Linked DNA regions of Mus musculus: region 1 is linked to region 2. A link is a loop called in an ENCODE intact Hi-C map of the cell type or tissue named here. Cell type or tissue: gastrocnemius. All regions are shown on one strand. Links, peaks and the distances in the headings refer to the core of each region. The heading gives the core; the rest is flanking DNA. Region 1 overlaps Septin9 (septin 9). Region 2 holds the start of Snhg20 (small nucleolar RNA host gene 20).

Evidence for each region. A loop is a pair of places that touch in the nucleus more often than their neighbours do. Peaks named below come from ENCODE experiments on the same cell type or tissue, not always from the same donor. Only the 100,000 strongest peaks of a DNase experiment are listed, where the experiment ranks them.
Region 1: it touches region 2 in a loop (5-fold over the local background); 32 of 42 quality-filtered maps call a loop at or near these places.

The regions. Positions count from the first base shown.
Region 1 is chr11:117,349,315-117,359,884 of GRCm38, forward strand. It overlaps Septin9 (septin 9), which reads left to right. Exons shown (of 11, transcript NM_001113487.1): 3 at 2,115-2,306; 4 at 2,835-2,963; 5 at 3,293-3,374; 6 at 3,774-3,911; 7 at 5,496-5,613; 8 at 7,021-7,116; 9 at 7,299-7,395; 10 at 10,105-10,156. Among named protein-coding and RNA genes, the nearest start is that of Gm51932, 19 kb to the left of the region's middle. In gastrocnemius, for the core only: a CTCF peak has its summit at 9,161 (motif pointing left); DNase peaks (open chromatin) are centred at 8,751, 9,123, 10,045 and 10,149.
Region 2 is chr11:117,065,180-117,076,937 of GRCm38, forward strand. Snhg20 (small nucleolar RNA host gene 20) reads left to right here and starts at 11,604. Exons shown (of 2, transcript NR_027059.1): 1 at 11,604-11,758. In gastrocnemius, for the core only: CTCF peaks have their summits at 7,130 (motif pointing right) and 8,430 (motif pointing right); a DNase peak (open chromatin) is centred at 7,146; H3K27ac peaks cover 600 bases.

The DNA of each region.
Region 1 (10,570 bases), core at 8,001-10,500, 290 kb after region 2:
TAGGCCAGAGATGTCCAGAGCCCCTGGAGAGCATGGGGCTCTACTGTGTTCTTATTATTTCTCAAGCAGGCCCTCTGGCAGGCTGGATGTTTAGCTTGGTTTGGGCTTCTGCTGTGAACCTTAATACATGGAGAAGGGCCACCTGGGGCCCGAGGTGTGCCTTCCTTGACTGGGGGCGATTAGGGAGAGTTGGGGGACAGCCACACCTCCTTTCACTGTTGAGCAGAGAGGTAGGGGGAGGGCAAAGTGAGTCTCAGACTCATAAACAGATGGAAGCAATTTTCAGTCATGTGCGCAAGGCCTGAACCCCTGCACGGCAAGGCAGGGCCCCGTGTCGTTCTCCAGGAAGCGGGCCCCAAAGCCACAGGTTCTAGGGCCAGATGTTACAAGGTCTTTGTTTATTTAAAGATGCCCGAAACACAGGAGAGTATTTCTGAGTGGAGAGCTGACAGACACTCTTGAAGCCTTGTGGAGGGGACTGACCTGGGTTGGGGATGCTCCTGATGGCAGGCACTGTCCCTTAGGACTGTCTGTGTCATTGTTTGGGGGCGTCTGGACCCCGTGGCAGCTCCTGCTGTGTTTACAAGCATTCTCTTGTTCAATTGCCTCCCCTCTCCCACCACCCCTCTCCCGCCACATGCCAGAAGTAGAGTTGCCTGCACCCTGTGGAGGCCGAGGAACAGGAAGTTACTGACCAGTAAACTAGATGCCTGTGGGGGTGGTCCCCACATCTCCTTCCTGAAGCTAGCTTTGCAAGCCATTTCTCCTGTCCTTTCTGCCACTCAAGCCTTGAGAAGATGCTGAGAGGAAGTGTGTCCGGCTTTGCTCCCGCTGGACATGCTAGTAAAACGGAGAGAAAAGCTGCCAGGCCAGAGATGGTCAGGGTTGAGCGAGCTGAGGACGTCTGGGACGAGTCAGCTTGAGTTTAGTGGTTTCCCCGGACGTGGAGAGACAGTTTAACCAAAGCCTGAAAAAGCCCCTATGCTACAGACCCATCATTTTGCTGCTTCCTGGCCCCTGCTCACTTGGAATGGTGCCCCCCCCCCCCAGCACCTTTGGTCGGTTCCCTTCCTCTCTGAGGGAGGAGAAGGCACAAGTATTCATTGAGCCTCTTTGAGGTTAGCGTGCGTGGGAACAGACATAAGGAAAGGAAACTGGGAAGCAACTGGTGACCCCTCTGTCCTGGCTGTGTTTGGGGGGCTGGGCTGTGGGGTCATAAGTTGAGACTGCTGACATTTTCCATAGAGGCTGAAAGAGGTGCCTCTCTAGGGCTTATCAGCAATGCATCAGCTCTACCTCGACCACCCCACAGCGGCCTGGGTTTCAGAGCCGCACTGGCAGGCTATCTCAGAATAACAGTTAGGTATACTGTAAGCATTTTGTTCAACCAGACCGGGTGGAACCAGCCTTGCACACCCCTGCAGGGTGTGAGCACCTACGGTCTCCATCTGAATCATCCCCCAGGCTTGGGCTCTGACCATGCATGCACTCAGCCACAGGAGGCTCTAACCCTGACCTACTGAAGGAAGCTGAAGTCTTCAAGTTTAACCCCTAGCCTGTCCACAGACCTACAAACCAAATCTGGCCTTTGCGTGAGGGTGAGGGCACTTGCTGTCGGCCGTAGCCTGTTTCCTGCCTATCCTGCCTGGGGACTGTATGGGTGGGCCACCTGGGAGAAGAGACACCCCCAGTGAGGATGAGTCAGGTCTGGAAGAGGCAGGTAGAAATCAGATCACCCCTCCCCTGGGAACTGCCTGTGGTCACCTGTTGGACCGTGAAGGGCCCTGAGTGCTAGCTACAGTTACTGTAAGCTCTGAGCAGAGGCGAAGGGCGTGTGCCTTCAACCCTCAGGACTTGGGGCCAACAGAATATGGAACAAAGTCCTTGCTGCCCACCTGGAACCAGGGGAGCCCTGGTTGGCAGAGCTGGCAGAGACCTGAGGCAGATGGCTGAGTGGTGTGGACCAGTTGAATGCTACTGTAGGGGATTTCAGTTCTGAGATGCTATGCAGGAGTTTCATGGGCAAGTCACCGACCCCTGCAGCCTTGGTTTCCCATCTGAGTGCCATGCTGGCTGCAGATCCCATTCTCACGTCTCTGTTTCTCCCTCCCCAGACTCCGAGGTGACTCCCAGCTGTGTTGGCGACATGGCTGACAACCCTAGAGATGCCATGCTCAAGCAGGCCCCCGCGTCACGGAACGAAAAGGCCCCCATGGAGTTCGGCTATGTGGGGATCGACTCCATCCTGGAGCAGATGCGCAGGAAGGCTATGAAACAGGGCTTCGAGTTTAACATCATGGTGGTTGGTGAGTGTTACAGGCCATTCGGGGGGCTAGCCTCAGCCCCAGCTGAGATCTTGCCTCCCTTTGCCTCCCGAGTTCTGGGATTAAGAGTGCCACCATATCTGGCCTATCAGCTCTCCAGGGTAGTGTCTGGGCAAATGTGTGCCATAGGCTGAGGTCCTAAACCAATAGAGTCAGATAGGCTTCCGACTGCAGGGCCTCTGTCTGGTGAATTGTCAGGATGTCTGTTCTGCCCAGATCTTCACACAGCCTACACATCTCTTAGGGGCTGTTGCAGCTACCTAGGCCCACACCTCTGGAGTCTTGGTGTCCCTTCTTGCTTTGGGTGGCCTTCCTAGGACCAGGAAGGAGCTCTGCTGAGTTAAACCAGGCCCCAAATCCCCACATTGGGGTTTAAACCCAACCCTGGACTTCCACTGAGGAGGTGAAGCCTCAGGCAGGGCTATCCAAGGATGTCCTGGTCATAGTGTGATGTAGCCATGAACTGTGTTCTTGGAGAGCCTTCCAACCGGCCTTCCCTTCTCTCCCCAGGGCAGAGCGGCCTCGGGAAGTCCACTTTAATCAATACCCTCTTCAAGTCCAAAATCAGCCGGAAGTCGGTGCAGCCCACCTCGGAGGAACGCATCCCCAAGACGATCGAAATCAAGTCGATCACCCACGGTCAGCACCACGGAGGCTGGGTGTAGGGACTGCGTCTTCCCAGGGTGTGGGGTCAGAGCATAGCACTAGAGAGGTCACGTGACCCCGTGGGAAAATTGGGACTGAGTAATAGTGGGCTGGATTCCCATGGGCCCACCAGGCTGAGCTCCCACAGACATCTGAGGTTTCTTTATACTAAGAGTCATGGCTGGCACCACCCAGAAGAGGTCACTTGCTCCTTGGCATGGCCTCAGCTGTTATCACAGCCCTTTCTGGGACGTACCAGGCTGGCCAGGCAACCTGAAGGCTTGGGGTGACCCGCCTGACTTGGGGTGCTATGGTTTGTGCAGATATTGAAGAGAAGGGGGTTCGAATGAAGCTGACAGTGATTGACACGCCGGGCTTCGGAGACCACATCAACAATGAGAACTGGTAGGTCACTGAGAGAACCTTCCTCTATCAGTAAAAGCCCCACTGGTCTTGGGGCTCCATGATACCACTGGAGGCCAGACCCCCCTGCCATAAGATTATTTCAAACTCTAAAGCCGTGCATTTGGGGTCTAACATTCTAGATCAAAATGGGGTCACCCGGCTCCCATCTGGGGTGGGTTTCCCACCCCAGGGCAAAGATCAGCATGGGGAGTATGGCAGAAAATCTGAAATAAGGCTGGTTTGTCTTTGCAACCACCAGCATTCCTGTATGAAATCAGAGGCTGGTGTCAAGCCAGTTCTGGGAATTAGCCTGTTATAGGGGCCTGGGAGGGCGGGCTTAGAGAGGACGCGGGCAGGAGGGAGCATTCAGGGTGCAGGCTAACCCGGCTCTCCATGCAGCTGGCAGCCCATTATGAAGTTCATCAATGACCAATATGAGAAGTACCTGCAGGAGGAAGTCAACATCAACCGGAAGAAGCGCATTCCCGACACCCGTGTCCACTGCTGCCTCTACTTCATCCCAGCCACCGGCCACTCGTATGTCCCATGCTGGGCCCTTTGTCTTGATGGTGGGAATCCCCAGTTCCCATACAAGCAGGATTCTGTCTGGGCACAGGGACAGGGGCACTGAGTCAGAGCTGTGTCAGCAACTGTCATGGGGCGTCTGTGCCTACAGAAGTTCTCCATGACCTCTAGACTGGGCGGTTCCACGCCCACTCTGCCTTCTTCCCTTTGTGCACAGAGCTGAGGACAGGGCAGACTCTGGGGTGTTCTAGAATCCGGTAGTCAGTCTCTGCAGATGGAATGAGACTCTCGGGCTGTACATGTGCCTGCCCCCATTTCCCGTCCTTGACAAAGATGCTTTTAGGGCCTGGGAGGCTTCGGAATTCCAGGTGCCTTTCAGAATCTCCCTTTGGAATCTCCCGGGGCAGCTAGACTGTCAGTGGTCTCAGTGATCAGGGTTCTTGGCTTCCTGTGAGTCTCATCTGTTCCCAGTACATCCGTGTTGTTCCTCTCCTTGCTGGATATCCTGGTCGCTTGTCCTGACTCCGTGTAGGGTGCATGTCTAGTCCTGGGCTCAGAGCAGCAGGAGCCGGAGGTGGCTCGTTTAGAAGAGTTGAGGAGTCACAGATTTGGTGCTGCTAGAGTGTGCACACTCCCGGCTGTTCCTGGCTCATCCCTGGGTGTAAGAGCGTGGGCTTTGAAGGGACTTTTCATCTTGCACCCTGTCTAGAGGGCAAAAGTCTCACTGGGGTCTGGTTGGAAAAACCCAAATATCGTTGTCTGAGCTTGCCAGTAGTGGCTGTCTCCAGTGGGGTCCACAAGAGCCAGTTCTGGGAATTAGCCTGTTATAGGGGCCTGGGAGGGCGGGCTTAGAGAGGACGCGGGCAGAAGGGAGCATTCAGGGTGCAGGCTAACCCGGCATGCCATTGGCCTCAGCTGGGGCTGGCTTGTTTGGGGTTCTGTAGCTGCTCCGAGCACAGCCTCGGGCAAGGCCAAGGCTGACAGAGGAGACATGGCTGACATGGCTTCAGCAGGGAGAGCCAGAGGCAGACACTTCCCCAGTGGTGACCCTCTGGACTAGGGCCCTTCCTCCAGCCGCTCAGTCCCAGGGGACAGTAGTGGCTTCTGGCCATCATTGCTTGGCTTCTGACTGAAGCTTCACTTCCTGCAGGCTGTCTGGGCCTGAAGATACTGCTATGGGGAAGATGCCATTCCAATGAGAAAATGGTGCCCAGGCTTGGGGTCTGCCAGCCTCTGCCCCATCCCTGGATCAGACCCTGGGTCTCTGCAGCCAGGCTGACCTGGGAACAGCCAGCCTGTCCCAGGGCCTGGAGCTTCTGGATACCGTCCCTCGTGTCTCCTTTTCCCTGGCATTGAAAACCCCACGGCATGACAGTGTTGTGAGCCGAGTCACTCTCTGGGTGGACGGTGTCCAGGGCCAGTTGGACTCTGAAGATCTTGTGGATGAGGGAGCTTAAAGCCAGCTTTACACCAGCTCCCCACCCTCAGCTCCATGAGGGGAGAGTGCTCACCCTACTAAGGCCCAACCTTACCCCTCCATCAACATGGCCCCCACTGGGACCCCTAAACAAAGTCTTTTGCACTGTTCTGTTTCAGGCTCAGGCCCCTGGACATTGAATTCATGAAGCGCCTAAGCAAAGTGGTGAACATTGTCCCAGTCATCGCCAAGGCTGACACGCTGACCCTGGAGGAGAGGGTCTACTTCAAACAGCGGGTAGGACTCATGGCCTCTACCCAGCCCCTTCCCCTCCAGGACTGCCCAGACAAGTGACAGGCTTGACAGGGGCCTGTCCAGCCCTGGGATATATGATAGGAAAGGCGCCTATTCAGCTCTTCACAGCATGTGTTCAGCCTTGGGGGAGCCCCTGGCCTTTGTGGATGTGGGGCTCCCCATATCCAGCCGTCTCAGTGGGGTTCAGAAGGGAGTAGATCAAGCAGATGCAAATGTGTCAGGGCCATTGGACCCAGCATTCCTGAGTTTTATTAAGTGGGACAGTCCACCTCAGTGGCTTCCTCCTTCTCTGCCATGGTCAGGGCCACTGCTGTCTGGGTGATAGGGCTGTACCTGCAGGCGTCTGCAGTAGGGTAAGCCCTGGGCCTCTTCTGTGTGAGGTGACTTTGGAGCCTCTTGAGAGCTCCAGCCTGGGGTTGTAAGAGAGGCCTCAAATCCAATTGCAGAGGCTACCAGGGCTTCCTTCCCTAGCTGTGTGTTGGGGATTTTCCCAGCATGCATAGGGGAGGGTAGTCAGGGATGCATCTGCTGGAGAAGAGACCAGGATGCTCCCCGGTGTTTTGAGAGCCTGGATCTGCTTGAACAGATAAGACAGTCAGCTATTCCCTGGGCCACCCTATATTGACAGCCACGTGGGCTGTCAGTAAGTCGTCAAGCTGGGGAGAGTTTCAGCAGGCAGGTACACCCTGGGCTACCATGCTCATCCTGAGAGGGTTTTCGGAAAGAGGGCGCAGCAAGCCTGAGTTGTTTTCTAGGGGGGAGTGGAGGGGGGAGCTGCACAGAAAGCGCAGGGAGACTCAGGACAATGGCTGCAGGGCCCCTCGGGACAGGCGAGTGCTTCTTGATGCCTAAGGCTTCAGAGCTGGTGATCCTCGGCGGGGGTGGAACTCAGGCGGTAGAGTGCTCTCCTACCATCGAGAGGGCTCAGGGTTTGATCTCAGCACCACATGGAACTGAGCATGATAACTGTCGCCTCCCAGGATTAGGAGGTAGAGGCAGGAGGTTCACAAGTTTGAGGTCATTCTTGTTTATGTAGCCAGTTTGGGGCTAGCCTGAGCTACAGACTTTGTTTCCAAAACGTGGTGGCAGTGGGGCTGGAAAGACGGCTCAGGGGTTAAGAGCACTCAGGTTCAATTCGCAGCACCCACGTGGCAGCTCACAACCAGCTCCAAGAGAACTCAGTGTGCCCTCTTCTGGCCTCCATGGGCACTTAGCATACATGTGGTACACATGCAGGTGACACACTTGTATATATAAAGTAAATGTAAAATGAATCTTTAAATAAATTAGACATCCTCAGGGTGGGCCCACTCAGAGCCTGCCTTTGTTAGGGGATCATGGCTCAGGCACCTGAGTGGCTGATAGCCTGATTCACCCTGTATCTCCCAGATCACTGCAGACCTGCTGTCCAACGGCATTGACGTGTACCCGCAGAAGGAGTTTGATGAGGACGCAGAAGACCGGCTGGTGAACGAAAAGTTCCGGGTCAGTGGGTCAATCTGCCTCTGGGAGGTCAGGGGCGGTGGACAGATAGACGGGAGGCAGTCTGTCCACTCTGGGTCCTCTGAAGGCAAGGCCTGCAGTTTTCCAGGCCCAAGACACAGGGTGTTCGAGGGTGGCACTGGCCCTGCCGATCACTGTGACTAACTCTTCCGTCCCTCTTTCAGGAGATGATCCCATTTGCTGTGGTGGGCAGCGACCATGAGTATCAAGTCAATGGCAAGAGGATTCTGGGAAGGAAGACCAAGTGGGGCACTATCGAAGGTATTGGCTGCTATGCTGCTGCAGTGTTGAAGCTGTAGTTGGGCCTGGGCCGTCACCCATTGCGCTGTGGGTCCCTGTCTCTTGTAAGGACACTGGCTGTAGTGTGCACCTCATGTACACCAGGGTCCCTGAATTTAATGACTTTGCCAGACTTTTGTTACTTTGTCCCACGCACTGAGGGCTGGGGCTCTGAACTTTCCTGGGGTCCAGCACCCCAGGTGGGATGGGTCCAGGGATTTTCTTGGCTCTTCTCTCTACTCTTCCACCCTCTTTGGAACGGAGGATGGGGAAGGGCAGAGCTGCCTGGAAGATGAAAACCCACTTTGTTCCTTGTGACCAGTGTGGTCAAAAGGCCCCACAGAGAAGCAGAGAGTTGAGGCTTTGATTTGGGGGAAATCCCAGTTCTCTAGGGCCCCAGTCTTGCACCCTTCATAGGTGCAGGCTAGACCTCTGTCCTAAGGTCTAGGCAAAACAGGATGGAGCCCAGGATGACCTGGTACTCAAGTCCTCCTGCTTGGCCTCCGGAGCACTGGGATCATAGGTGCCACACCCCAGCTGCTGGAACTCTCCGAGGAGCAGTTTACTCTAAGGCTCTGGTCTGGTTGGTGCTTCCTGGCTCTGGGCATAGAGGCCTCCAGCCAGGACCACCCTCCCCATAGTGGATTACCATTTAACCCTTTCAGTTCCCCAGGTCCCTCCCGCTCATCCTTGTCCAGTGCCAACTCAACCTTCCTTTAACACAGTTCCTCATGCTGTGGTGACCTCCAACCATAAAATTATTCTCGTTGCTACTTCATAACTGTAAGTTTGCAACTGTTACAAATCGTGAACATCTGACACTAGCAGGATGCCTGGGGTTGTAAGTTTGCAACTGTTACAAATCGTAAACATCTGACACGCAGGATGCTTGGGGTTGTGACCCGTAGGTGGAGAACCACTGAGTCACTGGGCTAGTAACCATTGGTCAGGTGCTTGCCTTGAATTAAATGAGTTCCACACTCTGCCCCCCAGAAACCAGGTTTGCTGTTTCTGTGCTGTTTCTGCGGGATCTATGATCTTAGTCTTTGAGATGTGGAGCCAGGAGGGTCAGGGACTCCTTCATTTTCACCCACCCTACAGTGAGCTCGGAGCCAGCCTGGGCTCCCGGAGACACTGTCTAAGAAGAAAGAGCAAGGGAGGGAAAGCAGAGTAAGAAAACAGAATGAATGGACAGCCAGGGCTCCATACTGGGAGGTGGTCTGGCATGCCACGTGAAGCCTTGCACTGGAGACCCTGGAGTTGGAATTGTTGCCTGGTCTTTCTGAGGTGACCGCTGAAGAGGGCCTGTCTTCCAGCCCCTCCCTTCCCCTACTGTGCCCTCCTGTGGGTCTGCCAGGTGGGGTGTCCTGGGGACAGTCTCTGGGTGGTTTTGGTGCCCGTGGCCTCCTGTAGCACTCCCCTCAATGTCAGGTGTTGACCCCAGAAGTGACTCTAGGGGCCTCTCTGAAGCTGTTCTCTCAATAGCTTGTCCTCAGCTTGGTTCCCCTCAGTCGTTCCTTCCCATCTTTGATGTCTTCCTCATCCTCTAAATCCTCTCCAGGAATATGCAAGGCAAGGTTTGGAGGAGTAAAGTTTGGGGTAAAAGCCCTGGGACTCTAGGAGAGGCATTGGATACTAACGTGTCTCTTCTGGCCCCTGATGGCCAACTTGGGTACTGCATGCACTCAATGAGAACTCATTTAGCCAGGTTAGATTACTGTTCCCAGCTAAGGATCCAGGCAGCCTCTGGGTACGCCCCCTGGTGGTCGTTCCCACATCCAGCATCCTTGTAAAGTGAACCTGGTGCAAGTTCCTATCAGGGACCCTGTGAGTTCATAACTTACTAAGTCCCATCCAATGGGGCCTACTCCTAATCCTTGGTACGCACCATCTGAAGTGTCTGTTCCATCCTTGGAAGGTGGCCAGAGTACTACCTGGAGGATGGAAAGCTACTTGGTTCCTCAAAAGCGTCACAAAGTCAGAATACATCCTTGGCTCATTTGGTCTTTTGTGCCCTTAAGGTCCAAGCCATGCTGATCTCCCGTTTAAATTTCTCTTACATTTATTTATTAACTTATTTACTTTATTGGAGGGAGAGGGCACGCACATGCCAAAACACGGATGTAGTAGTAAGACGACAGCTTGCAAGAGTTGGCTCTCACCTTCTACTGTGTGGTTCTGGGAATCAAACTGCAGTCATTGGGTTTGGCGGCAAATGCCCTTATCTACTGAGTCATTTGCTCATTTTATTGAGAAACTGGGTCAGAGAAGCCAACAGAACTCACCCCAGTCCAGAACACAAGGAATGAGGGGTTTATTTGGGCTCACGGTTCCAGGGTGCAGTCCATCATGCTGGGGTGTCATGGCGGCACGACAATAGACTGTTGATCGCTGTGTATCCGCAGTCAGGAAGCAGATAAATAAATGCTGGAATTCAGTTCACTTTCTTTTTTATTCAACTGGGAAAACTCGGCCCACAGGATAGTGCTGCCCACATTCCCTGTGGGTCTTCCCTCAGCTGAGCCTCTCATAGACACACTAGAGGCGAGTCTCCCTGTTGACTCCGAAACCATCGAGTGGCTGTCAATCATCCTGCCCAGTGGGCGGGGCTTTCTGGAAGCTGTTGGCTTTCCCGGGGAGGAGAGGAGGGGCTTCCTCCCCACTGATCATCTCTCCTTCTCTTTTCCTTAGTTGAGAATACCACTCACTGTGAATTTGCTTACCTGCGGGATCTCCTTATCAGGTGAGTCAGCTCTGAAGGCCCCTTGGGAGGACCGGCTCTGGGGGTTGGTGGTGGTAGATGGGCGGGAAAGGCCCCACCCTGGCCGCCTGATGTCAGCCCTGTTCTCGGGAACTGAGCTGAAAACAAGCTAACAGAAACCTGGGAATGGATGAAGAAATGAGGATTCTTTCTAACCTTTCGAAGTCACCAGGATGAGAGGGGCTCCATCCGGTCCCCAGTGGGCTAAACATGCTAGATTCAGCTATGGCTACTGTCCACACAGCACAGCCTGGACTATATGTCCCAAACAAAACTAACAAACTAAAAGAAAAAATTCATTTGTGTGATTAATATACATTAGTAGAAAAAGTCCTGCCAGGCAGGACTGTCTGAGGGCCTGGGGTGGGGATTCCAGGAATAAAGCCTTCCGGGCTC
Region 2 (11,758 bases), core at 6,111-8,610:
ACCGACACAAAAAAACCTCACAACCACAACAAAAGCTGTGCATGCTGGTTCACTCACAGAACTCAGGAGGTGGAGGCAGGGGGATTACTGCAAGACAAGTCAACTTGAAATATGTAGCAAGTTCCGGGTCAGCCAGAGCTACAAGGTGAAACACTGTATGAATATAAACATTTGCTGGGGTACCTCGGCAGACAAAGGCGCTTGCCTCCAAGCCCGAGAACCTGAGACCCACTTGGTGGACGAGAGAACTGACTTCTTCAAGATGTGCTCTGCCCTCCACACACACCCCAGGCCATAGGCACTCACACACACCTGCACACCAAGTACATAAAATGTAATTTGATAAATTTTAAGCCCTTTCCAATTTTTTTTTTTGGTTATGTATATACCCACTAGTAAGATTTCTGGTTTTTTTTTTTGGATTTATTTATTATTATATCTAAGTACACTGTAGCTGTCTTCAGATGCACCAGAAGAAGGCGTCAGATCTCATTAAAGATGACTTGTGAGCCACCATGTGGTTGCTGGGATTTGAACTCAGGACCTTTGGAAGAGCAGTCAGTGCTCTTAACCACTGAGCCATCTCTCCAGCCCCGCCCTTTCCAATTTTTATTTTCAACTTATAATGAGTTTGCTGGGCCGTGACATCACCATACAGCTATGCTGTATGTAAGTAATGACAGATAGGACAAACGGGAATCGTAAGATTCAGTTTGATTGTTTTTAACTATGTGTGTCTGAGTGTGGGATGTTTGTGCCTTTAGAATCCAGAAGACAGTGTTGGGTCCCCTGAAGCTGGAGTTAAAGAGGTTGTGAGCCACTATGGGTGCTGGGAACTAAGCCCGGGTCTTATGAAAGAGCAGTAGGTGTTCTTAATTACTGGGCCGTCTCTCTATCCTCAACAAACAAAAATATTAACTTTAAAAAACTCCTTAGGGCTGGAGAGATGGTTCAGTGGTTAAGAGCACTGACTGCTCTTCCAGAGGTCCTGAGTTCAATTCCCAGCCACCACAGGGTGGCTGCAATGGGGTCTGATGCCCTCTTCTTGTGTGTCTGAAGAGAGCAATGGTGAACTTATATACATAAAATAAATAAATCATTAAAAAAAAAAAGAAAAAAAAAACCCCAACTCCTCAAAGCCCCGTCATGCTCATGGTGGAGACGGGACATAAAAACCTCGTGAAGGATGTAGGTGAACGGATGAACGGAGGTGTTCCATATTCATGCGTGAAAGAGAAGGCTGCCAGTATAGAAATGTCAGCTCCCCTAGATGATAGAAAAATTTTCCATTCAGCTCCCATCAAAATGTCAATAGAACTCATGAAACTTGACAAGGTGGTGATAAAAATTCTTAAGAGCAAAAGACTAAAAATAATGAAGATATTTCGAAGACACGGAATAATCAAAGAGGCCCAAGACCAGCTACTCAGAGCAGCAGGTAAGTGTGAGCTCTTTGTCTCTGAAGGAAGGCCCCGGTGACACAAACCTGGGGGGTCCATACAGCTGGACAGACAACACCAACGCCTGTGAGTTGGCAGTGGTTGCCACTGCCAAACAACCCAGGAGGAAGAACAGAACAAGCTTCATATAGACACTGAGAAACAGGGGCGTGCCTCACTGTGCAAAGAGGGTTCCAGGAGCTTCTGTTAGCACTGTCGGCAGAAAACAAACAAACAAACAAAAAACTATACCAAGGCCATGAAGGCCAAACAAGTGCCTAAGAGCCCAGACTCTCCTCAGCCAGGGTCTCCGCCCCATCCATCCAAGCATCCCTGTTCCCTGCATGCTGCTATGATTGCCTGAACAAAAAAACAACTTGAGGGAGAAACAGTGTATCTCAGCTCACAGTGGCAGGTTACAGTCCCGCCTGGAGTGGAAGTCCAGGCAGCAGGAGCCTGAAGCAGCTGTCACCAGGTATGAAGGCACGTGTGCTCCAGGTATGAAGGCAGGTGTGCTCCAGGTATGAAGGCACGTGTGCTCCAGGTATGAAGGCAGGTGTGCTCCAGGTATGAAGGCACGTGTGCTCCAGGTATGAAGGCAGGTGTGCTCCAGGTATGAAGGCACGTGTGCTCCAGGTATGAAGGCAGGTATGCTCCAGGTATGAAGGCAGATGTGCTCCAGGTATGAATGCACATGTGCTCCAGGTAAGAAGGCACCTGTGCTCCAGGTATGAAGGCAGGTGTGCTCCAGGTATGAAGGCAGGTGTGCTCCAGGTATGAAGGCACATGTGCTCCAGGTAAGAAGGCAGGTGTGCTCCAGGTATGAAGGCAGGTGTGCTCCAGGTAAGAAGGCAGGTGTGCTCCAGGTATGAAGGCAGGTGTGCTCCAGGTATGAAGGCAGATGTGCTCCAGGTATGAAGGCAGGTTGCTCCAGGTATGAAGGCACATGTGCTCCAGGTATGAAGGCTGGTGTGCTCCAGGTATGAAGGCAGGTATGCTCCAGGTATGAAGGCAGGTATGCTCTAGGTATGAAGGCAGGTGTGCTCCAGGTATGAAGGCAGGTGTGCTCCAGGTATGAAGGCAGGTATGCTCCAGGTATGAAGGCAGGTATGCTCCAGGTATGAAGGCAGATGTGCTCTAGGTATGAAGGCAGGTGTGCTCCAGGTATGAAGGCAGGTGTGCTCCAGGTATGAAGACAAGTGTGCTCCAGGTATGAAGGCAGGTATGCTCCAGGTATGAAGGCAGGTATGCTCCAGGTATGAAGGCAGGTGTGCTCCAGGTATGAAGGCAGGTATGCTCCAGGTATGAAGGCAGGTGTGCTCCAGGTATGAAGGCACATGTGCTCCAGGTATGAAGGCAGGTGTGCTCCAGGTATGAAGGCAGGTGTGCTCCAGGTATGAAGGCAGGTGTGCTCCAGGTATGAAGGCTGGTGTGCTCCAGATATGAAGGCAGGTGTGCTCCAGGTATGAAGGCTGGTGTGCTCCAGGTATGAAGGCAGGTATGCTCCAGGTATGAAGGCAGATGTGCTCCAGGTATGAAGGCAGGTGTGCTCCAGGTATGAAGGCACATGTGCTCCAGGTATGAAGGCAGGTGTGCTCCAGGTATGAAGGCACATGTGCTCCAGGTATGAAGGCAGGTGTGCTCCAGGTATGAAGGCACGTGTGCTCCAGGTATGAAGGCAGGTGTGCTCCAGGTATGAAGGCACATGTGCTCAGTGCTCAGACAGCCTTCCCTGCACCTGTGAAATCCAGAGCCCCTGCCCAATTGTACTGGATCTTCCCATATCAATTAGCAACCAATCAAGACAATCACCCCACAGCCAAGCCCACAGCCAGGCCCACAGGCCAACCCTGTCTGGACAATGCCACACTTTCAGGTGATTCTCTATTATGTCAAGTTGATGATTAAAACTAACCATCAAGTGGCTGGAGAGATGACTCAGCAGTTAAGAGCATTGGCTGCTCTTCAAGAGAACCTGGGTTCAATTCCCAGCACCCACAAGGCAGCTCACAACTGACTCTAACTCCAGTTCCAGAGGATCTGACACAGTCACATAGAAGCACCGAATGTTCATCAAATAAATAAATAAATCTTGGGGCTGGAGAGATGGCTCAGTGGTTAAGAGCACTGATTGCTCTTCCAAAGGTCCTGAGTTCAAATCCCAGCAATCACATGGTGGCTCACAACCATCTGTAATGGGATCTGATGCATTCTTCTGGTGCATCTGAAGACAGCTGCAGTGTACTTACATATAATAAATACATGAATCTTTAAGTAAGTAAATAAGTAAGTAATTAAATAAATCTTAAAACTAACCATCATGCTGAGTGATGTTTTTTTTTTAAAGATTTATTTATTTATTATATGTAAGTACACTGTAGCATAGCTGTCTTCAGACACTCCAGAAGAGGGAGTCAGATCTTGATCTTGTTACAGATGGTTGTGAGCCACCATGTGGTTGCTGGGATTTGAACTCCGGACCTTTGGAAGAGCAGTCGGTGCTCTTTCCCACTGAGCCATCTCACCAGCCCCTGAGTGATGTTTTTAAAGGGGGATGTGGTAAATTTTGAGAGAGCATTAAACCAAACAGCCCATGAACTAGATCTAAACATCTGGTGTGTTCCGGAGGACTGCTCTCATCAGGACCAGCAGGGGGCAGAGGATGACAGTAAGTCTTTGACCTGTAAACTACTTCTCCTGTAAGACTCCACCTCCCCAAATTTCCAGACCCTCCTAAAATCAGACCACCAGCTGGAGACCAAACATTCAATACACAAACCTGTGTGGGGTACTTCATATTCAAGGCATAAAAATGAAAGTGAACCCAGATATTCCCCTACTTCAAAAGCCCCCTCTTCACACAGGGACATCCCAGGAGGTGGCATCTTTGGGCACCAGGAGTTGAACCCAGGACTTCAAATATATTAGGTGAGTATTCTATACTAAGCTACATTTCTTTTGTAACAGGGCCTCACTAAGTTGCAAGGGCAGTCCTTCAACTTGCAATCCTCCTGCCTCAGCCTTCCAAGTGCCTGGGATTACAGGTATGGGGCAGCATGTAGAGCAGAGGGCAGCTGCATGATGTGGGTATCCCTAGGTTTGTGTACGCATGCTCGTGGAGGCCCACGGCAAGCATGAAGGGCCTGAGGTCAGATCCCTAGTGCCAGTGTAAGAGATGGGGGGATAGCTCAGTGGGTAAGAGCACCCGACTACTCTTCCAAAGGTCCAGAGTTCAAATCCCAGCAACCACATGGTGGCTCACAACCATCCGCAACAAGATCTGACTCCCTCTTCTGGAGTGTCTGAAGACAGCTACAGTGTACTTACATGTAATAAATAAATAAATAAATCTTTAAAAAAAAAAAAAAAGAGATGGGGGGATGGTGGAGTGTGCCCATGTCTTAGCTACTCCTCTACAGCGATGATGCGATGATGCGACTCCGTGACCAAGGCAGCTGGGGCCTTGCTTACAGTTTCAGAGCCTGTGACCATCACGGTGGGGAACATGGAGGCTGGTAATTCTTCCTAAATACTTCCACCAGCTGAAAACTAAATATTCAAATCTGGCCTAAGGGAAGGGGGCATTCTTATTCAAACCACTCCACCCTGAAATGCCAGCACTACAGTGGTGGAGACAGAAGGATGACTGGGACTCACTGGCCAGTCCAGGTGAATCGTGAGAGACCCCATCTCAAAAAGTAAGATGGAGATGTGTTACTTACTTAAAGAGAGAATGTTTATGCACTCACAACACAGCTTGAGGGTCCCTGGGGATCGAAAGTCAGTCAGTAGTCTTGGCAGCAAGCACCTTTACCTGCTGAGCCATCTCATCTGCCTACTTTAAAATTTTTACACATGAGTAAAAGGTCCAGGAGCCAGCCTGGTGTACAGAGTGAGCTCCAGGCCAGCCAGGTCTATACAAAGAACCTCCATCTTGGGAATGTGGCAGGTATGTGTGTGGAGGATGCGGAGGGGGTGGGGGGGGGGATGCTTGCTTCAAATACAAAAGGCTCCAGGTTCCAGCCCAGTGCCTAAAAAAAATAATTGAATAAAAACCAAGTTTAAGGAGCCACAGTCACAAGGTACAACAAACTCCTACACAGGCGGTGAGGATTCAAGGACAGTGGCTGAGTGTATGAGGCCCTGGGTCATGCCCTCTGTGAGGTCCCCAGCACAAGCACAGACATTCCTCATCACACGGCACTGACATTCTACAGAAACACCCCAAAGCTACCCGCCCTACTGCAGACAGCTGCAGAGCCCTCTGCAGACCCCTCCACGCACTCTGCATCTGCAGCAGAGACACTGACACCTGCAACCTCACCCCTTCTGGAAATAGAAACCCATTTCTGCAGTGCTTAGAAAAGAGCCTTGTGCACAAGACACACAGCCAGCGGAAATCCCTCAAACGCCAGTGTAAACTCTACAGCCCGATCACTGCTTCTGGGCTCACCTAGATGGGACACCTCTTTCCTGTCCAATTTCACCACATCTAAAATCCAAGCCACTGGACATGCCTGCTGATGGCAACCTACATAAAATGGCATGGATGCCTTCACATTTTGCCTGCTTGCTCTTGCTCATTTTGGCACATTCATCTACCCTATCGCTGAGGCATCCCTTCCCTGGCGTTAGAGCCTGGGTCTTTAAGATTCCAAAGTATACTGGCGACGAGCTGAGACTTCCAGCCTCTTGGACTGAACAGCTGTTAGACCCTTGGCCTTTGCCTCAGGACACAGCATTGCTGGCCAAGCTGTCCACAGCCTGTAAGTCACTATAGTCAACTGCCCTTTTTATATATACGGATCCATTCTATCAGTCTGGAGCTCTAGAGAACCCTAACACATGGCTCACATGTAAGCTCCCCTTAAGAACTTTGGCCCTGGACGTTAAATCTCTTTTCTTGGGAATTTCCATCGACTCCGTCAGCATATTTTAGAATCTATTCACTAGCTTCCACCAATCTAAAAGCTAAGAATGTCATCAGACAGCACCTGAGTCCTATAGGAGAGACTCCCCCATGTTGCAACTGGCTCTCTTGTGTCTCCACTAATGTATTTAAAGTTTTTTTTCCATTGTAAAATTTTTTATGTATATGAATGCTTTTGTGTGTGTGTATGTCTATGTGCCATGTTCATGCCATGTGCACAGAGAGAACAGAACAGGGCTCAGGATCCCCTGGGACTGGACTTACAGATGATGCTGGGCTGCCATTGGGTACCAGGAACTGAATGAAGCCTGTGCTTTTGAAATGTTTCTGCGTCTCTCTTTTCTTTTTTCTTTTCTTTTCTTTTCTTTTCTTTTTTGTTTGTTTGTTTGTTTTTGTTTTTCGAGGCAAACAGGTCTCTCTGTATAGCCCTGGCTGTCCTGGAACTCACTTTGTAGAGCAGGCTGGCCTCGAACTCAGAAATCTGCTTGCCTCTGCCTCCCGAGTGCTGGGACTAAAGGTGTGCGCCACCATGCCCGGCTTTCTGCGTCTTTCTAAGCTGGGAAAGTCCACCAACTAATCTTTCTCACACAGTCTCGTTGACTATTTAACACATTTCAGGGAGATGTGGTGGGCTGTTTTTTTGTGTTTTTTGTTTGTTTGCTTATTTCCCTAATGGTCTAGTGAGTCACAGACCAGGACTGGGGTCTGGTCCGCTTCTGACCTCACCGACAGCACGATGCGGCGGGTTGCACTACTCAGAGACGCCACCAGGGGGCGCTCGGGGCTATGGAATGCATCTCTTGTTCCGCAGCTTCTGGCTGCCTGGTTCTGCTCATCTTGGGACCCGGTCCTCTCTGTCTCCACGTGGCAGAAACAGTTCAGCCGACCCATGTGGCCACCACAGGGAACTTGTAGCCCCAGCTACTTGGGAGGTTCAGGCAGGAGATTCTTTCCAGCCCAGGAGTTTTCAGCCAGTCTGGTCAACACAGTGAGGGAAAACTATGTCCTCAGGATAGCTCACTGGTGTGTTATTAGCCCAAGGGACACAGAAGGCTTTCTTTCCAGGATGACCGGAGTTTCACTCCAGTCACAAAGAGCCTAATGCCACGGTTGCTGCAAGCCACTGTTTTTATTGTTGGACTTGTTCTAATTGTTTTTTTATTTTCTTTCAGTTTCCAGCACAGGGTCTCTCAGTGTAGCCCTGTCTGTTATAAAACTCACTCTGTAGCCCAAACTGGCCTCAAACTCACAGAGATCTGCCTGCCTCTGCCTCCCAAGTGCTGAGATTAAAGGTGTGTGCCACCACTGCCTGCTAGCCTAAAACATTTTAAATTATCATGTAAGCTGATAAAATAGAGTAAAACCAAGCTGGGCTGTTCCAGCATGAAAACCAGACAACGGAAGTTGAGGAATGTGGAGCAAGCAAAACTAAATCACTAAGTGTGGACAGAGAAGCGGGGTGGGAGGGGGCCTGGAAACCTCCAGGGCTTTCTCCCACAAAGCCTCTGGGTGACTTCAAGACTGTCAGATGAAGAGACTCCCACCGAGAGTAAAAGACAGCCAAACGTGCAATACACCTGAAATCCAAGCACTGGAGAGGCAGAGGCAGGAGGGTCAGGAACCAAAGTTATCCTCAACTACATATAGAGTTCCGGGCTAGCCTGGGCTACATGAGACTATAAATGAGGATTCCTGGAAATGTTCCGGCAGAGGCTGATGGGAATTGCTGTGGTATGGAACAACAGAGTAGTCACAACACTGCCTGCCGGCCAAGACCCTAATTACCTTATCATGGGCTCATCTGTGCCTCTTAAGTAGCCATCCCTGGTCCATCTCTGTGTCCGTACTAACGTTTTTGTGAGTGAGAGGGGAAAAAAGCTTTTAGAATCTATTAACTTAGTTTCTGCCAATCTAAAAGCTAAAAATGCACCCGAGTCCTATAGGAGAGACTCCACCATCTTGTAACCGCCTTTCTTGTCTCCATCAGTGTATTTAAATTTTTCTTTTTTTAATTTTTTATGTCTAGGAATGCTTTTGCGGGCGTGTGCCCAGAGAGACCAGACGGTGGCGCTGTACTCCCACATGACTGGACTTGCAGATGTTGCTCCGCTGCTATTTGGAGCCAGGAATTGAACCCAGGTCTTCTGGAAGAACAGCCGGTGCTCTTAATGCTGAGCCGATGCTCCAGCCCTCCACTGATAGATTTTTACAAAATGCCTTGGTTTTTTTTTGTTTTTTTTTTTTTAAAGATTTATTTATTTATTATATGTAAGTTCACTGTAGCTGTCCTCAGATACTCCAGAAGAGGGCATCAGATTTTGTTACGGAAGGTTGTAAGCCACCATGTGGTTGCTGGGATTTGAACTCGGGACCTTCGGAAGAGCAGTTGGTGCTCTTAACCACTGAGCCATCTCGCCAGCCCTAAAATGCCTTGTTTTAAGTCCTTCTTTGTTTTATTACTTTACAAACCTAAGGAAACCACTTTCATGTGGGGACAAAAAAAAGGGGGGGCGGGGAGGCCCAGGGAGAATGGGAAGGGAAAATATGCCATGTCCGGCCAGAGTGCCTGTGCTCTGGGCAGGTGGACTCAGGGAGACTGCCAGGCACTTTCCACATGGCTCCCGGTGGAGATCTAAGCCTCTGATGGGTGGAGAAGGGGCTGTCCCTGACCAGGGACCCCCGAGGCCACACCCTGTCGCCCTGGGGTTATAGGAGAGACAGGATAGGGGAAGAAGTTCCCAACACTGATCAGAGTGTGCAGCGGGTCTTGATGGAACAGAGATTTTCTATGGTTTAAGAGCTTTATTATAGAAATGCAGGGGAAAGAGAGAAGGGAGAGAGAGAGGCTAGAGAGAAAGAGAGAGAGAGGAGAAGACAAAGAGAAAGGGAAGAGGAGAGAGAAGTGAGAGGTAAGGGAACAAAGGAGTAAGAGATCAAGGTGGGGGCCTAACAGCCCCTTTTATGGTCTTCACTGTTGCTAGGTAACTGGGGAGGAGTTTAGCCTGAAGGTCAGAAGCTTGGGCCATTGCTTACACGACTACTTACCACTGACCATGCTTCTCTTGTGGAGGGTGTGGGAGGTGGTAACTTAGGCAGGAGCCAGAGTTCCAGGAGCATAAGGGAACGCCTACCATGTCATGTAGGTGAATTATGACCATCGGGGTTCAGACCTCAGCTCAACTGGATACCAGCCTGCAATTTCCCACAGACATGGACCTGAAGTAACCTGGCCCTGTGTTTCCTGAATTTTGGTCCCTCAAATTTGGCTCCAGAGCCAGGCGTGGTGGTGCATGCCTTTAATCCCAGAACTGGGGAGGCAGAGGCAGGCGGATTTCTGAGTTCGAGGCCAACCTGGTCTAGGACAGCCAGGGCTATACAGAGAAACCCCTGTCTCGAAAACAACAACAACAACAAATGGCTCCAGAATAAATTATCTCTTATTTCCTTTGGGGCAAAAGTTGTGTCTTGCGCGCGTCGGACTCGACCAGCAAGAACGACGCTGCAACAGGATCCTTCTGCACACATTTATTGGGAGAGCTTGATTGCAGAGGCGAAGAGACCCCAAGCCCAGAACTGGTGCTGCTTATATAGGCCTAGGAGAGGCGTGTCTCACACCCGGATTGGTTATGCACTACGCCTCATTTGCATGTTCCTCATCTGATTGGCTATTCTCTCTCTGTACCTCACAGAGCCTCATTATCATACCTCATTTGCATGTCTCACATCTGAGTGGTTATACTCTCAAAGCCTCATTATCATGCCCAGGCCAGGCAGTGTCTTTGCAAAAAACTTTACTGCATATGTACACATTGGTTGTTTGTCCAAACTTATGGGTGGTGGCCAGCAGTAGTCAGTGTCACTCTGCAACGGCACATGTGGCTTCCCACAGTTGTGTTTTTACATCCACAAGACTCATCTCAATAAATAAATAAAATAGCCTTCAAAGGGGGAGTCTGTATTCAGTGGTTGGATTCACATTACAGTGAAACATGCAAAAACCCTTCATTCATCTCAATGAGGTTCGTGTGTCATTTTCTTCATTTACTGAAAATACAGAGTGCACCCTCTCCTTGCCTTTCCCCGCGCCTCTAGCTGACCTGAAGATGATCTTGATTCCAGTTAGAAGGAGCCACAGCTGTAGGGGTAATGGCTGTGTGACACTTTCCCTAGGGAGATGAGACCACCTTGTTTACTAAATGACAGACCAAAGTAACAATGACACCAAATGCCCCTCCCGCCCCCATGAAGTGGCCAGTTTTCTGGGGTTACTCACAGGAGCACGGATAGCCCAAAGACACTCACATTACTAAGAGCCTAGCCCAGCATGAGTGACAGCTCAGGAGAGCTGGAAACTGGAGCTCTCTGCATGATTTGGGGCTAATTCCACAAGTTCGGAGGGTCTCTCCTCATTAAGGAGGGCGGGGCCTTGTGAATCTGGTAAGCTTTAGGAATTTTTTGAGACTTGTCACTTATTTTCCGAGTCTTAGAGTCTTAAGGACTATCCGGATCGCACTTTCTCAAGCTTCCCTCCGGGTGAGATGTTTCGGAGGAAATTACTACATAGCACCGACTTGGCCCTGGCATTATTGATCAATTTTTTTTCGTGGGATTTCCCATTGGCCCCTGGGATACCTTGGGATGATTGAAACCTGGACCTGCATGCAGGACTTGGATGCCACTTTGGAGGTTGGAGGTCTTAGCCCAGAGATGCCACATCACAGATCTAACTAACCCTTTGCTGGACCACGGTGTCATGTTCCTCGGGAGGTCTCTGCTGAAGGCATGATTCTAGATACAGTCCTGCGGCGGTCAGGTCAGAGGTGCGATTTTGGGAAGCCTTTGGATCAAGAGGGTGCTGACGTCAACGGGTATCAGTTGATACCACCTATGGGTTTATACTGTGATGGAAGGTCACACACAGGTTTGCAACAGAACCAGCTGGGTTTCAACTGCCTTTGCCACAACAGGGCTGACTGGGCTCGGGAAAGTCAACTTTTTGGTCTGCACAGGGCTGCGTGATTGATAAAGGGTCAGTGGCTAGGCTAGCTCCTGCCGCCCAAGAGTAGGGAGTCCCTCCCGCTTGCGCCCCTGTAGACGAGGTCCCACCGCCGCGTGGAACTCTGGCCGCTCTAACCGCGTCTAGAACGCGGCCCCTTTAAGGCCGACCTGGATGACCCGAAGGCCAGAGCGACCTTCTAGCGGCCGTCTCGATGGTAAATCTTCAGTTCCGGCCGGAAGTGCATTTGCAGAGCTGGTTCCGCCGGGGAGGAGAACTCGCGTGCTCCGTGCAGAGGGGATGCATCCTGCGCAGCGTGGCTCGGGGGCGCCGTGGAGCCTCCCGAAGGCGATCGTGGGATTCAGAAACCTCTCCCGGGACTCCCATGGGAGG